2 separate regions of the Homo sapiens genome follow, and region 1 is linked to region 2. Evidence: read pairs that join two places in POLR2A ChIA-PET (ENCODE). Cell type or tissue: GM12878. All regions are shown on one strand.

The links. Peaks named below come from ENCODE experiments on the same cell type or tissue, not always from the same donor. Only the 100,000 strongest peaks of a DNase experiment are listed, where the experiment ranks them.
Region 1: POLR2A ChIA-PET joins it to region 2 with 5 read pairs; 6 of 35 experiments call an interaction of 5 or more read pairs at or near these places.

The regions. Positions count from the first base shown.
Region 1 is chr5:177,287,066-177,295,065 of GRCh38, reverse strand. NSD1 (nuclear receptor binding SET domain protein 1) reads right to left here. Exons shown (of 23, transcript NM_022455.5): 21 at 6,141-6,247; 22 at 2,908-3,112; 23 at 1-1,234. Among named protein-coding and RNA genes, the nearest start is that of RAB24, 13 kb to the left of the region's middle. In GM12878, no CTCF peak of the experiment used is centred here; a DNase peak (open chromatin) is centred at 3,789; H3K4me3 peaks cover 768 bases; H3K27ac peaks cover 841 bases.
Region 2 is chr5:177,213,211-177,221,210 of GRCh38, reverse strand. All of the region lies in intron 5 of NSD1 (nuclear receptor binding SET domain protein 1), which reads right to left. Among named protein-coding and RNA genes, the nearest start is that of NSD1, 83 kb to the right of the region's middle. In GM12878, no CTCF peak of the experiment used is centred here; no DNase peak of the experiment used is centred here.

The sequences.
Region 1 (8,000 bases), 74 kb before region 2:
GTCTGCTCAGCCCCTGCAGAAGCTCTTCCTGAGGCCTGAGTTGTTGGCTCATATAAAAAGGCCTTGGCAGGAGGCTGAGAAAGAAGTCTGGCCTGGGTGAGTGATTTAACAGCTTGCCAGGGGTCCTCTGAAGGGGCTGCTGCTTTCCCAGATGTCTGAAGAGGATCTGACACACAGCCTTTCTCAACAGCTCTCGGCATATGCCCCAGACCTTTGCTGGCAGGCCATGAACTTGACTCCAACACTGGCATCTTCTCATCAGCCTGTGGTGTGACCTGATGAGGTGAAGCTGCCCGCTCCTTCTGGCGAGGAGTTAGGTCTATGAGATCCATCACCAAAGCAGCTCTATTTTTTGACTGAGTATTCTGGTCCACAGGCCTCAGTGCTTTTTCTTTAGCTACAAGGGTCTGGACCACAGCTGATAGTACTTTCTCAGGAGGTGGGAGTCTCTGGGACAAAGAGGCATGGGGTTTGTCAGTAGGCCTGTCTGAAGTCTGGGGTTTGGGACTGCTAGTAATGAGCAGTCTGTCTGGCGGCGGAAGTCTCAGGCCAGTGGGAACTGAGGTTTTCTCCAGTGACTGGGGCCTTGGGCTGGCAGCACCTATGGATTTATCCAGCCTTGGGTCAGCCGTCCCCAGAGGTCTTTCCAGTGGTTGGGACCTGACTGAGGGTGAGGAGCTTGGGCTGGTCACTGGAGAGGGTTTGTCGCTTAGCTGGGGTCTTGGTCCTGCCACTGCTGGTGGCCTGTCCAGTGGCCTCTGGCTGGAAACCAAGGATTGGGATTTGGTCCCTGACCCAGCGAGGTCTCTGACCTTATCTAAAGGCTGGGGCCTGGAGTCAGTTCTCTCAAGAGGTCTTTCAGGTAGCAATGGCCTCTGACAAGTCCCTGCCAGAGCTTTTTTGGAGAGCGACAGCATCTGGTTGGTGTCAGCAGGAGGTTTATCTGACATTTTGGGTGCCTGAGCAGCCATTCCTGTTGATTGCTCTGCCAGGTGAGTGCTTGGCCCTGGAGGCAGCGGTACTGGGGGAGGCACATACTCACGGATCTCCCCAGGTTCCAGAGGATTGGGCCCACAGGGGTCATGCTCAGTACAAGACAGACGCCCATCCAGTTTGGAAATGAAAAGCATCCCTTCTCGATGCTGCTTACAAAAGGAGCTGGGGCACATCTCACAGAAGGAGGCTGCTTCCTTCCCGCAGATGTCACACTGATGCCACGGACATTCCCATTTCCCTGAAAACACAGAAGTAAATCAAAAGTTTAGGAAAAAAGAGATACATATCACATGGGCCAAGGCTATGCTACAGTCCGAAGGTGTGGATGATGACCTTCCTTCACACTGTCCCTGCTTCAGAGAGCTTATGCCACTCACCAGCCACCTCTTGCCCCAGAATTCCAGCTTCTTTTTGTGCACAGAATACATAAAGTAACAGCGAATTATCAAATAGCAACTACTATCAACTAAATATACAAGCAGAAGAGTAAATTGGTATTTCTATGACTATTTCCAGCAAGGAGGTGAGGGGGGGGCGGGGGTGGGGACAACAAAAAGTTTCTTTTACATGAAACTTAAGATATTACTTTTATATTTTTGCAATCTCCATTTGTACTATACAGCTTTTAAATAAGCAACTCAAAGAGAAATATCCTGGTGATTTAGATTCCTGCTTATTTGCTATTAACAGTAATAGAAAAGATATAAAATCATGAAAAATGGAAGATTTACCTTTGCTCTATTTTAAGTCTTGAGATCAGCACAGCACGTTATATGTTGTTCACATGGAATCAGTAGAAAAGACCCAAAGCTGACCTAAGCTTTTACCTGCCTCCCCACATTTCATGAAACCTGAGGGTCTTGACCAGGGACAGTGTTTCCACCTTCAAATCAACTACACCAGCTCCCACTCCTGGCACACAGGCAAGATTGGTTCTATCATAGCCTGCGCCAGTGACGACCCTGAGCAGTTGATTCTGAAACAATTCTACTTCCTGGTGCTGACAGGTCAATGTGATGGCCTTGCCCTCATCCTACCTCAGTTTCTTTTATTTCATGACCCTGGCCAATATACAGTGAAGGAAAGCCAATTTGGGGACAAATTCCTTTTACTTATACCCTAAAGTTCTTAACGTTCTGCAACTCTTGGAAGCAGGTCACTAGTAATGTATAATCTCCTCACCCTGGAATGGCTCCCTACTGGTTTCTCTTTTTTGTTCATTAAAATAGATGGCATATCCAAATCCCTAAAATTCTCTAACCCCAAATCACTACTCAAAGGTTCTCAATTTCTTCAACTACAAATTTCCTGGGTACCACATCCACCTGAGCAGCTTTCTCATGTATTAACTGATACAACCAAATCTCCTTTAGAGGAAAAAAGTCTACTCTGCATGGGGGGAGACTGCACTAGGCGTAGGGGAGCAAGGTAGGAAGTGCTAAAAGGGTGGCAATCCATCTCTCACTGACTAGAACCACCTAAAGGCTTTACTATCTCAATCTTTCTTTCTCTAGAAAGGCAACATGATTTAATAGTCTTGGAGTCAAAAACCCAGCTCTCAATCCAGCTCCTCTATCTATGTGTGAAAGATCACCTCCCCAATCCTCACTCTGTTTCTTCACATGCATTATGGAAGAAAACCAACCATTATGGGCTGCTGGGGGAATGAAATAAACATGACTGTAAGTAAAGGACCTGAAACACAGCAAGTGCACCGCTGTCCCATTCTTCATAACTAAGAATTCTAAGCCTTTGCTTTCATTATTTCCAAAATAAGAAAATAGACCATACCCCTCAAAATTATGCATGGAAAGACCAAATGGCACTTTCTTCAAGGCTGATGCAAATGGCATGAGACCCTGAGTATGATGGAGAGAACGAGTAGCGGTACAAATGGATTTTGGCACCAACCTGCTGGTCGCTTGGTCAGATTGAGACAGTCTGCGTGGTAAACTTTTGGGCAGCCTGGTTTCTTGCAGGAGACGAGCTGGCCAGCATCCCCACAACTAAAACACTCATCTTCTCGCTCCTTTGTGATTTCACCCTGGGTCCTGCGCTTTCCCTGTTGCTTCTTCTTGAATTTCTTTGACTTTTCTTCCGTGGCAATGGGTTGATTCTACAGGTCAGATATTGAACAGTCAGCATTCTGTGAACACATTAGTACCAATCTTAACCGGGTTAACTACCCTCTCTGAGCCTCATTCTCTTCTCTGGGAAAAGAGATTGTCATGAAGATAAAATGCAGGAAAGGTACCTGGTACATCACAGATACGTAGCAATAATTTTTGTATCAACTACTCCTGCCACCTGAACAAAACAGAAGACAAAAATCTTTGTGTTTTTGCTGATCCATAAGGCTGGTGTTAAATGACATGCCTTTCATAAGTTTTATTAGTTAATTAATTTATTTATTTTTCAAGACGGAGTCTTGCTGTGTTGCCCAGGCTGGAGTGCAGTGGCGCGATCTCGGCTCACTGCAACCTCCGCCTGCTGGGTTCAAGCAATTCTCCTGCCTCAGCCTCCTGAGTAGCTGGGATTACAGGCGCCCACCACCACTCCTGGCTAATTTTTGTATTTTTAGTAGAGACGGGTTTTCAGCATATTGGTTAAGCTGGTCTCGAACTCCTGACCTTGTGACCCACCCGCTTTGGCCTCCTAAAGTGCTAGGATTACAGGCGTGAGCCACCGCACCTGGCCAAAGTTTCACTTTTATATTCGTCTACTTTCAGAACTAAACTAGACTTCTGTGTGTGGGTACACATGCCTATTTCTCGTTCATTCAACAAAGCATAACTGAACTTACTATAAGCAATGTGTTAAGACACAAAAAAGTTAATTCATGGTCCCTGCCGTCAATAAGACTACACATCAAGTCAAATTAGCTTCAGGTCCACCACTCCCAAGGCAGACCCTGGAGCAGCCAGCAGATGTTCTCTCTTTGTTCCCTGCAGCCCACACTTGGTCACCAAATCATCTTATCACATTCTTCATTTTAACCCAGAAACATCCAGGACCAATCTGTAAGGCTTAATGGAGGTCCACCCTATTCTGACAGACCAGTATCTACTAAGAGCACACAGTGACCTCTCTAGCATCTACCTCTGACTGACTCCTGTGAAATGCTATCCCATGCAGACATCAAGGATGCTGAAACTGACATCCGCACTACACTTAATACCATTAAGTACAGGTTAAACTGAGTTACTATTTTAATTTATAGGAAACAAGTCAACATCTTAAGGAACAACACCGTTAAACCAACAAAACTAAACAAAAAGCACAATAAAATCCAGTATAATATAGAGGTGATTCTCCTTATTTAACAAGATTAAAAAATGATCATTGAGTGCTCTTCATTTCTGGCCAGGCGCAGTGGCTCACGCCTGTAATCCCAGCACTTTGGGAGGCTGAGGCAGGTGGATCACCTGAGGTCAGGAGTTTGAGACCAGCCTGGCCAACATGGGGAAACCCCATCTCCACTAAAAATACAAAAAATTAGCCAGGTGTGGTGGCAGGGGCCTGTAATCCCAGCTACCTGGGAGGCTGAGGCAGGAGAATCACTTGAACCTGGGAGACGGAGGTTACAGTGAGCCGAGATCATACCATTGCACTTCAGCCTGGGCAACAGAGCGAGACTCCGTCTCAAAAAAAAAAAAAAAAATTTATTTACTCTTTTCTTATTGGCTTCTATGTTAATTTGCATTTTTCAGTTCTTAATGTTGAGCTTCACAATCAAAAAGGCATATGGAACATACTCAATTGAAGTCACTATATAGTTTATTTTGTATCAAAATTAAACTGCAATTTTCACTGTGCTGTTACTTATGATACAGAAATCTTGAATTATCCAGATGTTCATCTAGTATGTCCATCCATTATATAAAAAAATTAAGACAGTCACTAAAAATGATCAGCAAGGACTTTAAAAAATAATAATATAAGGGCCGGGCACAGTGGCTCACGCCTGTAATCCCAGCACTTTGGGAGGCTAAGGCGGGCGGATCACGAGGTCAGGAGATCGAGACCAACCTGGCTAACAACAGTGAAACCCTGTTTCTACTAAAAATATAAAAAATTAGCCGGGCATGGTGGCGGGCGCCTGTAGTTCCAGCTACTCAGGAGGCTGAGGCAGGAGAATGGCGTGAACCCGGGAGACGGAGCTTGCAGTGAGCCGAGATTGCGCCACTGCACTCCAGCCTGGGCAACAGAGCGAGACTCCACCTCAAAAAAAAAAACACAAAACAACAACAACAAAAAAAATAAGGAGAATATAGACATGGAAATGATACTTAACAGTTACAGAATTAGAATTCAATTATTCAGAAAGTGCATACTAAAAAAACAGGAAGACACAACAATGCTTATACTTTTTTATAATGGTGAGATTAAGAGTTCTACTTTTATCTATGATGTTATGCTACATTTAGAAGCTTAAACTGCAGATTTTTTGGTATCTTCAGAAAGAGAAAGTGAGAGAAAGACAGGGACAGACACAGATATACCAAGAATCTATATGGCTTATTAGGAGATGTGAGATCAAGACGAGGGAGGTAACTAACCTTCTTTATAAGGTCCTATTTCACAGCATTATTAGTTAGAAAAGTAGCACCAATTAAAGTCAGATGGCCCAAAACACTTCAACAATATCCCCAAAAACCTCTTATATAATTGATCAGCCGAATGCTTAGTGAATTGCAAGTGGCCCTATCAACACCTATTCAATGTCATTGAATTTTTCTTTTTTTTTTTGAGAAGGAGTCTTGCTGTGTTGCCCAGGCTAGAGTGCAGTGGTGTGATCTCAGCTCACTGCAATCTCTGCCTCCTGGGTTCAAGGGATTCTCCTGCCTCAGCCTCCTGAGTAGCTGGGACTACAAGCACATGCCACCACGGCCCAGCTAATTTTTCTATTCTTATTAGAGATGGGGTTTCATCATGTTGGCCAGGCTGGTCTCGAACTCCTGACCTCAGGTGATCCGCCCACCTCAGCCTCCCAAAGTGCTGGGATTACAGGCATGAGCCACCATGCCTGGCTGAATGTCATTAATTTCAAAGAGATTTCTTCTTAAAATGTAGACTGCCCTAACACTGTTAGGGAGGGAGGACCGCACCACTAATCCCAAAGCAGAAGTCTAGAAGGGTGGTACCTTTGGCCTTACACCCAAGAAGCCACTGCAGTTCGGGGCTCCACATTTGCAAACAGTCTTTCCATTCCCAAGACATTCTAGGTTGTAGTTGAAGGTAAGTTCAGTGCCTGCATAAGAGACCGTGAAAATATTAATATCTATGGTTTTAATTACATTATTTCTGTATTAATTACAAAGGATACCAACTCCCAAGAGAACAGATTAATTTTAAAAAGAATTTAGCTCTAATCCTATATTTTAATTAATTCTAATCTTATAACATTAATAATCAGGTAATACAATTTAACAGAGAAAACTTAAATGGCTTAACAAGTAATATTTAAGATAACTCTTCCTCCAGAGGTGTTAATTACCTCAAGTTGTTTTTCATTTGTTTATTAACCATTCAGATTCAAAATATGTTAATTCATTACCAAAACAAACAAAAAACAACTTATCAATGTGTCAGGCCCTGGGAATACAAGTATGAGGAAAACCTGTTTGTCTGTTCTCAGGTGAACACATGTTACCTGGCAGCACTCTGGAGAGGCATCTCAGTACAGAATAACACTAGAAATCTGTAGATTACAGACTGGTTGTAGATCCAGCTACGTCACAGACTTAGCAGGGTAATCTGAATCCTGAGCAGCCCATTTTAAAATGGAGAAATCTGACAAGCTTATTGAGACAATATGACAAAATGCACATAGCAGTAACGTGTAAACTTTAAAAAAAGGTACTCAAATTAACAGGCAAACTGTCCTCTTTCTCTCTTTCTGTCAAAGGTCCATTTCACCAAAACTGTGAGAGGAAATAAACATTCAAACTCAAAACTCATAACTAAAAGCCAGTTATGGGAGGCCTACCAAATATAAGAATTTTACATAAATATGTGAAGAGGTTGCCTATCACAGGGGTAATGTTTACAGTTAATGTATAAGGTAACCATCATTCATATTAAAAACTGTCAATTCTTAGGAAGATTTCCCTTTGCAGACTGACATACCTTTTATCAGTGAGACTGCTATACATAGTTTTTCATCGAATGTTAAAGGAAATCATTCTTATCACTATTTCTTTATCAAGTATGTTCACAATACCAGCAGCTACGTTAGGGTCATGCTGTAGGAGTAGCAGAATTATCCACGGCCTGATGAGGCTCATGCCATAAGGAGCTTGCAGGAACTGAGTGAGACTCACCAATGTTAACGGGAGGGTCATGTTTCCCATCTCATGCCTGAACTTAACTGGATTGAATCTTTCGTGGTTCTATTCACACTGTTTTTTTTTCTTTTTTCTTTTTCTTTCTTTGAGACGGAGTCTCACTCTGTTGCCCAGGCTGGAGTAAGGTGGTGAGATCCCGGCTCACTGCAGCCTCCGCCTCCTGGGTTCAAGCTATTCTCCTGCTTCAGCCTCCTGAGTAGCTGGGATTACAGGCGCCTGCCACCACGCCCAGCTAGTTTTTGTATTTTTAGTAGAGACGGTGTTTCACCATGTTAGCCATGCTGGTCTCAAACTCCTGAAGTGATCCTCCCACCTTGGCCTCCCAAAGTGTTGGGATTATAGGCGTGAGCCACTGCGCCCAGCCCCACACTGTCTTTTTCTTAATAAAAGATTTATGGATAGATAACTAAAATTTTATAGATACGATGTGCTTATAATACAACTGTACCTTATACACAAATAAAAGAAAGCAGGATACTTGTCATAACTTGCTGCTCACTGAACATATACTATGTAAGTGTAATCACAGAGAGGCTAAATTAAATCAGAAAGTATCAGTGCTCATAAACTAAACAGTGATACCATTCTAGAAAAGAGTTCAATATGCAGCAATCATTGATGGATCTTCAGTTACTGGGCATGGCAAAGAGCATGAGA
Region 2 (8,000 bases):
CTTTGTCTGTAATTACTTTAACAAAAAATGAGGCCAAATACAGGCCACAGTGGCTCACACCTGTAATCCCTGCACTGTGGGAGGCCAAAGTGGGTGGATCATTTCAGGCTAGGAGTTCAAGACCAGCCTGGCCAACATGGTGAAACCCCGTATCTATTAAAAATGAAAAACCACACAAAATTAACCGGGGGTGGTGGAAGGCACCTGTAGCCCCAGCTACTCAGGAGGCTGAGGCACAAGAATCGCTTGAACCCAGAGGTGGAGGTTGCAGTGAGCTGAGATTGCCCCACTGCACTACAGCCTGGATGACAGAGGGAGAGCCTGTCTCCATAAAAAAAGAGGCCGACCACAGTGGCTCATAACCATAATCCCAGCACTTTGAGAAGCTAAGGCAGGTGGATCACTTGAGGAAGATCACTTGAGACTGGCGTGGCCAACACTGCAAAACCCTGTCTCTACTAAAAAGACAAAAATTAGCCAAGCGTGTTGGTGCACGCTTGTAATCCCAGCTACTCAGGAAAACTGAGACACTAGAATTACTTGAACCCGGGAGGCGGAGTTTGCAGTGAGCTAAGATCATGCCACTGCACTCCAGCCTAGGCGACAGAGCAAGCCTCTGTTTCAAAAAAAAAAAAAAAAAAAAAAAAGCAATTACTATAAGAAAAAAAATGGATTAAACTCCCCAATCTAAAGATAGAGTGGTTGAGTGAATGAAAACCATTATACAATTAGGTACTATCTATAAAAGGCTCACCTAAGATTTAAGTGAGCCTTAAATCTCACTTCACAGAGGCTGAACGTGAATGGCTGCAAAAAGATATTCTATGCCAGTGGTAAACAAAAGAAAGCAGAGGTTTTGGCCATACTTATATAAAACAAAATACACTTTAGGTAAAACACTGTCACAAGAGACAAAGGAACACATGATATGATAATAAAACAGTCAATTCATCAGGAAGCTATAACACTTGCAAATACGTAATTCACCTAACATCAGACCACCCAAATATAAAAAGCAAATAATGACAGAATTGAAAGGAGAAATAGAGTAACACAAGGAGATTTTAATACTCCACGTTAAAATAATGGAGAGAACCACAATGAAGATCAATAAAGAAACAGAGGACTTGAACAATTGCATATAACAAACATATATAAAACACCAATACCAAACAGCAGCAGAATACACATTCTTGTCAAAAGCACATAGAATATTCTCCAATATGGTCACACAGAGTCTTTTTTTTTTGACACAGGATCTTACTCTGTCGCCCAGGCTGGAGTGCAGTGGCGTGATCTCAGCTCGCTGCAACATCTACCTCCTGGGTTCAAGCAGTTCTCGTGCCTCAGCCTCCTGAGTAGCTGGGACTACAGGCATGAGCAACCATGCCCAGCTAGTTTTTGTATTTTTAGTGGAGATGGGGTTTTGCCATGTTGGCCATGCTGGTCTTGAACTCCTGACCTCAGGTGATCTCGCCTTGGCCTCCCAAAGTGCTGAGATTACAGGCGTAAGCTGCCATGCCCAGCCACACAAGTCTTAACAAATTTATGAAGACTGAAATCATACCAAGTATCTGTTCCAGTCACAATCAAGTGAAACTAGAAATCAGTATCAGTACAAAAACTGAAAAATCCACCAATAGGTGGAAATTAAACAACAAACTCTTGAACAATCAATGGAAGAAAGAAGAAATCACAAGGGAAATTTGAAAATATCTTTTGACAGGGCCGGGCGCGGTGGCTCACGCCTGTAATCCCAGCACTTTGGGAGGCGGAGACAGGAGGATAACAAGGTCAGGAAATCGAGACCATCCTGGCTAACACAGTGAAACCCCGTCTCTACTAAAAATACAAAAAATTAGCCGGGCGTGGTGGCAGGCACCTGTAATCCCAGCTACTTGGGAGGCTGAGGCAGGACAATCGCTTGAACCCGGGAGGTGGAGCTTGCAGTGAGCTGAGATCGTGCCAGCTCACTCCAGCCTGGCGACAGAGCGAGACTCCCTCTCAAAAAAAAAAACACAAAACTTATGGGATGCAGCAAAAACACTACTAAGAGAGAAGTCTGTATCAGTAAATGCCAACATTGAAAAACAAAGTTTTCAACTCAACAACCTAAATTTACACCTCGAGAAGACAGAAAAATAAATCTAAGCCCAAAGTTGGTAGAAGGAAAGAAACAAAGACTAGAGCATATAGAAATGAAAAGATAAACTACAGAGCAACATCTTTTATAAATACTGATGCAAAAATCCTCAACAAAATACTAGTATATCAAATTAAATAGCACATTAAAAGAAACATACGGCTCCCGTTAGGGCCAGCTGGAGAAAAAAAAAAGGGGGGGCCGGGCGCGGTGGCTCATGCATGTAATCCCAGCACTTTGAGAGGCCGAGGAGGGCGGATCACAAGGTCAGGAGATGGAGACCATCCTGGCTAACATGGTGAAACCCTGTCTACTAAAAAATACAAAAAAAATTTAGCCGGGCGTGGTGGGGGGCGCCTGTAGTCCCAGCTACTCAGGAAGCCGAGGCAGGAGAATGGCGTCAATCCGGGAGGTGGAGCTTGCAGTGACCCGAGATTGCGCCACGGCACGCCAGCCTGGGCAACAGAGCGAGACTCCGTCTCAAAAAAAAAAAAAAGAAATATACATCATGACCAAGTGGAATTTAATCTTGGAATGCAACGATGGTTCAAAAATAGAAAAAAAAAATCAACAGAATACAGCACATTAACAGAATAAAGGACCCCAAAAAAACTACATGACCTTCACACTTGAGGTAGAAAAAACATCTGACAAAATTCAACTACCTTTCATGACTGAAAAGAAAGCACTCAACAAACTAGGAATAAAAAGAAATTACATGCCAGGTATGGTGGCTCACACCTGTAATCCCAGCACTTTTGGGGGGCCAAGGTGGGAAGACTGCTTGAGCCCAGGAGTCTGAGACCACCCTAGGCAACATAGTAAAATCTTGTTTCAACAAAAAATTACAAAATTAGTCAGGTGTCATGGTGCACACCTGCAGTCCCAGCTACTTGGGATGCTGAGGTGGGAGGATCACTTGAGCTCAGAAGTTTTAGACCCACCTAGGCAACATAGTAAAACCTGACCTGTACAAAAAGGTTAAAAATCAGCGGAGTATGGTGGTGCATGGCTGTAGTCACAGCTACTTGGGAGGTCAAGGTGGGAGTATTGCTTGAGCCTGGGTGGTTGAGGCTGCAGTGAGCCATATCACCACTGCACTCCAACCTAAGTGACAGAATGTGACCCTGTCTACACTTTGGGAGGCCGAGGTGGGCAGATCACAAGGTCAAGAGTTCGAGACTAGCCTGACCAACATGGTGAAACCCCGTCTCCACTAAAAATACAAAAAAATTAGCCGGGCGTGGTGTCAGGCGCCTGTAATCCCATCTACTCAGGAGCCTGAGGCAGGAGAATGGCTTGAACGAGGGAGGTGGAGGTTGCAGTGAGCCGAGATCGCGCCACTGCACTCCATCATGGACACCAAGAATGAAACTCTGTCTCAAAAAAAAAAAAAAAAAAGAATGTGACGCTGTCCAAAAACAAAAACACAAACAAAAAAGTAATTACATAAATATAATAAAGACTATATATAAAAAGACCACAGCTAATATGCTTGACAGTGAAACACTGAAAGCTTTTCCTCTAAGATAAAGAGCAAGGGAAATATACCACTGTAGCAACCTATTCAACACATTATTTGAAGTCCTAGCAGAGTAATTAGGCAATAAATAGGGAAGCAAGGAGCCAAATTATCTCTTTGCAGATGACATGAACCTTTATGTAGGAAACCCTAAAGATTCCACACGCTATTAGAACAAAGAAGCAAATTCGGCAAAGTTCCAAGATACAAAATTAAACCTGAACATTTCTATATACTCATAATGAACAATATAAAAGGAAATTAAAACAATCACATTTGCAATAGCATAAAAAAGAATAGAATACTTAAGAATAAACTTAACCAAGGAGGAGAAATGGTTGTACACTCCAAAACACTGTTGGATGAAATTACGGAAGATATAAATAAATGGAAAGATAGCCTGTTTTCATGGATTGGAAAACTTAATATTGTTAAGATATCCCTACTACCCAAAGGAAACTAAAGTCAATGCCATCCCTATCAACATCTCAAAAGCCATTTTTTTTTGCAGAAATAAAAAAACTATCCTAAATTAGTGTGTAATTTCAAAGAACCCCCAAATAAACAAAACAATCTTGAGAAGAAAAAAAAAAAAAACTGAAGGCCTTACATTTCTTGATTTCAAAACATATCATGAGGCTATGGTAATCAAAACAATATTGTACTGGCATAAAAATATAGACATGTAAGTCAATGGAACAGAATAGAGATCCACAGAGATCCCTGGCCAGGGTGGTGGCTCACACCTGTAATCCCCGCTTTTTGGGAGTCTGAGGCAGGAGGATCACTTGAGCCCAGGAATTCAAGAACAGCCTGGGCAACATGGTTGGACCCCGTCTCAATTTTACTAAAAATTAAAAAAAAAAAAAAAAAAACAGAGATCCCTGAAATAAATCACATACATGGTCAAATGACCTTCGACAACAGTGCCAAGACTACACAATGGGGAAAAGATAGTCTCTTTAACAGATGGTATTGTGAAAACTGGATATGCACATGCTGAAGAACGAAGATGAACTCTCATTTTACACCTTACATAAAAATTATCATAAAATAGATCAAAGACCTAAACATAAGACCTCCAACTATGAAACTCCTAGAAGAAAACAGACGAAAAAACTTCATGATATTGGAAGGAACAAGAATTTCCTGGCTATGAGACCCAAAGCACAAGTAAAAATTTTTTAAAAAGCAAAAATGGAAAAAAAAAATCACATTAACTTCTACACAGCAAAGAAAACAGTCAACAGAGTGAAAAGGCAGGTACAAAATGGGAGAAAATACTTGCAAATCATACATCAGATAATTGGTTAATATCCAGGATATATGAATAACTCTTATACCTCATTTTTTAAAAATAACAAGATTTAAAAATATGCAAAGGGATATGCACAGTAGCTCATGTCTGGAATCCCAGCATTTTGGGAGGCCAAAGTGGGAACATCATTTGAGCCCAGTAGTTGAAGACCAGCCTGGGCAGCATAGCCAGAAACCTGTCTCTACAAAAAAACACAAAAATTAGCCAAGTGTGGTGGCATGCACCTGTACTCCCAGCTACTCAGGATGCTGAGATAGGAGGATCACTTGAGCCCAGGAGTTTGAGGCTGCAGTGAGCTATAACTGCACCACTGTATTCCACCCTAGGTGACAAAGAGGCCCAGTATCATTAAAAACATATGTATATGGACAAAGGACTTATAAAATGATGCAGCAATTATGCAAAACACTATAGAGGTTCATCAAATTAAAAGTAGGCCGGGTGCGGTGGCTCACACCTATAATCCCAACACTTTGGGAGGCCGAAGCAGGAGGATCACTTAAGGTCAGGAATTTGAGACCAGCCTGGCTAACATGGCAAAACCACTGTAATCCCAGCTACTTGGGAGGCTGGGGCACAAGAATTGCTTGAGCCCAGGAGGCAGAGGTTGCAGTGACTTGAGATCGCATCATTATACTCCAGCCTGGGTGACAGAGGGAGACCCTTGTCTCAAAAAAAAATAAAAATAAAAGTAGAATTACCCTATGTTCCACCAATGCCATTCTAGGTATTTATCCAAAAGAAATGAACATCACTGGGTGCAGTTGCTCATGCCTGTAATCCCAGCACTTTGGGAGGCCGAAGCAGGCAGACCACCTGAGGTCAGGAGTTCGACACCAGCCTGGCCAACATGGTGAAACCCCATCTCTACTAAAAATACAAAGTTAGCTAGGCGTGGTGGTATATGCCTGTAATCCCAGCTACTTGAAAGGCTGAGGCAGAATTGCTTGAGCCCAGGAGGCAGAGGTTACAGTGAACTGAGATTGTGCCATTGCACTCCGGCCTGGGCAACAAGAGCGAAACTCCATCTCAAAAAAAAAAAAAAAATTGAAAACCAGATCTCAGAGATATCTGCATATCCATGTTCACTGTAGCATTACTCACAATAGTCAAGATGTGGAAGCAATCTAAATGTCCATCAACCAATGAACTGATAAAGAAAAGATGCTTTAGTATGGAAAAGAAAAAGTATGTTGGAATATTATTCAGCCATAAAAAAAGGTTATCGGCAGGGCGTGGTGGCTCATGCTTTTAATCCCAGCACTTTGGGAGGCCAAGGCGGGTGGATCACGAGGTCAGGAGATCGAGACCATTCTGGGGAACATGGTGACACCCTGTCTCTACTAAAAATACAAAACAAATTAGCCAGGCATGGTGGCATGTGCCTGTAGTCCAAGCTACTTAGGAGGCTGAGGCAGGAGAATTGCTTGAACCCACGAGGCAGAGGCTGCAGTGAGCCGAGAACCCACGAGGCAGAGGATGCAGTGAGCTGAGATCACGCCACTGCACTCCAGCCTGGGTGACACAGTAAGACTCTGTCTCAAAAAAAAAAAAAAAAAGGTGATCCTGTCATATGCTACAACATGGATGAACCTTGAAAACATTATGCTAAGTGAAATGTGAAATAACCCAATCACAAAACAACAAATACTGCATGATTCCACTTACATGAGATGTCTAAAGTAATCAAATTCACAGAAGCAGAAAGAATGTTAGTTGTCATGGATTGAACAAAGGAGAAAATCAGGAGTTGTTGTTCAATGGGTATAGAGTCTCAGTCAAGCAAAACGAAAATGTCCTGGAGATCTGCTGTTGTACATGTACATGATTCATGACACTATAATACACACTTAAATACTGTTTTTTTGTTTGTTTATTTTGAAATGGGGTTTCGCTCTGTCTCCCAGGCTGGAGTGCAGTGGCGCAATCTCAGCTCACTGCAACCTCCACTCACTGCAACCTCCACCTCCCGGGTTCAAGTGATTCTCCTACCTCAGCCTCCCGAGTGGCTGGTATTACAGGAGCGCGCCACCATGCCCAGCTAATTTTTGTATTTTTAGTAGAGATGGGGTTTTGCCATGTTGGCCAGGCTGGTCTTGAACTCCTGACCTCAGGTGATCCATCAGCCTTGGCCTCCCAGAGTGCTGGAATTACAGGCGTGAGCCACCGCACCTGGCCGTAAATACCGTTAAAGAGTAAATCTCACTCTAGCCTGGGCAACAGAGCCAGACCCTATCTCAAAAAAAAAACCAAAAAAGGTACATTTAGGTTACATGCTTTTTAACCATAATTTTAGAAGAAGACAGAAGAACTGATACATACTACAAGAGGCATGAACCAGAAAACATTAAACTAAGTAAGGGAAACCAGACCCAAAAGGACCATATATTGTATGATTCCATTTCTATGAAATGTACACAATAGACAAATCTACAGATTGGTAAAAACTGAAGGCAGGGCTGGGCACAGTGGCTCACGCCTGTAATCCCAGCACTTTGGGAGGTGGAGGCGGGCGGATCACAAGGTCAGGAGATCAGAGACCATCCTGGCTAACACAGTGAAACCCCGTCTCTACTAAAAATACAAAAAAAAATTAGCTGGGTGTGGTGGCGGGCGCCTGTAGTCCCAGCTACTCAGGAGGCTGAGGCAGGAGAATGGCGTGAACCCGGGAGGCGGAGCCTGCAGTGAGCCGAGATCACGCCACGGCACTCCAGCCTGGGTAACAGAGCGAGACTCCGTCTCAAGAAAAAAAAAGAAAAAAAAACCTGAAGGCAGATTGACAAGAGTTCTGTGTTTCTGTCTGGGATGATGCAAATATTCCACAATTGATCGCACTGATTGTTGCACAACTCTGTGACTATACTACAAACCACTCAATTAAAAACGTTAAAAGCTGAATTTTATGATATGATAACTGCATTTTCAATAAAGCTGTTAGAGAAAAATCTACTATGATACACAGTTTTGAGAATCTTATGTTAATGGATATTGCTGTAAAAAAGAAAAAAATATGTATA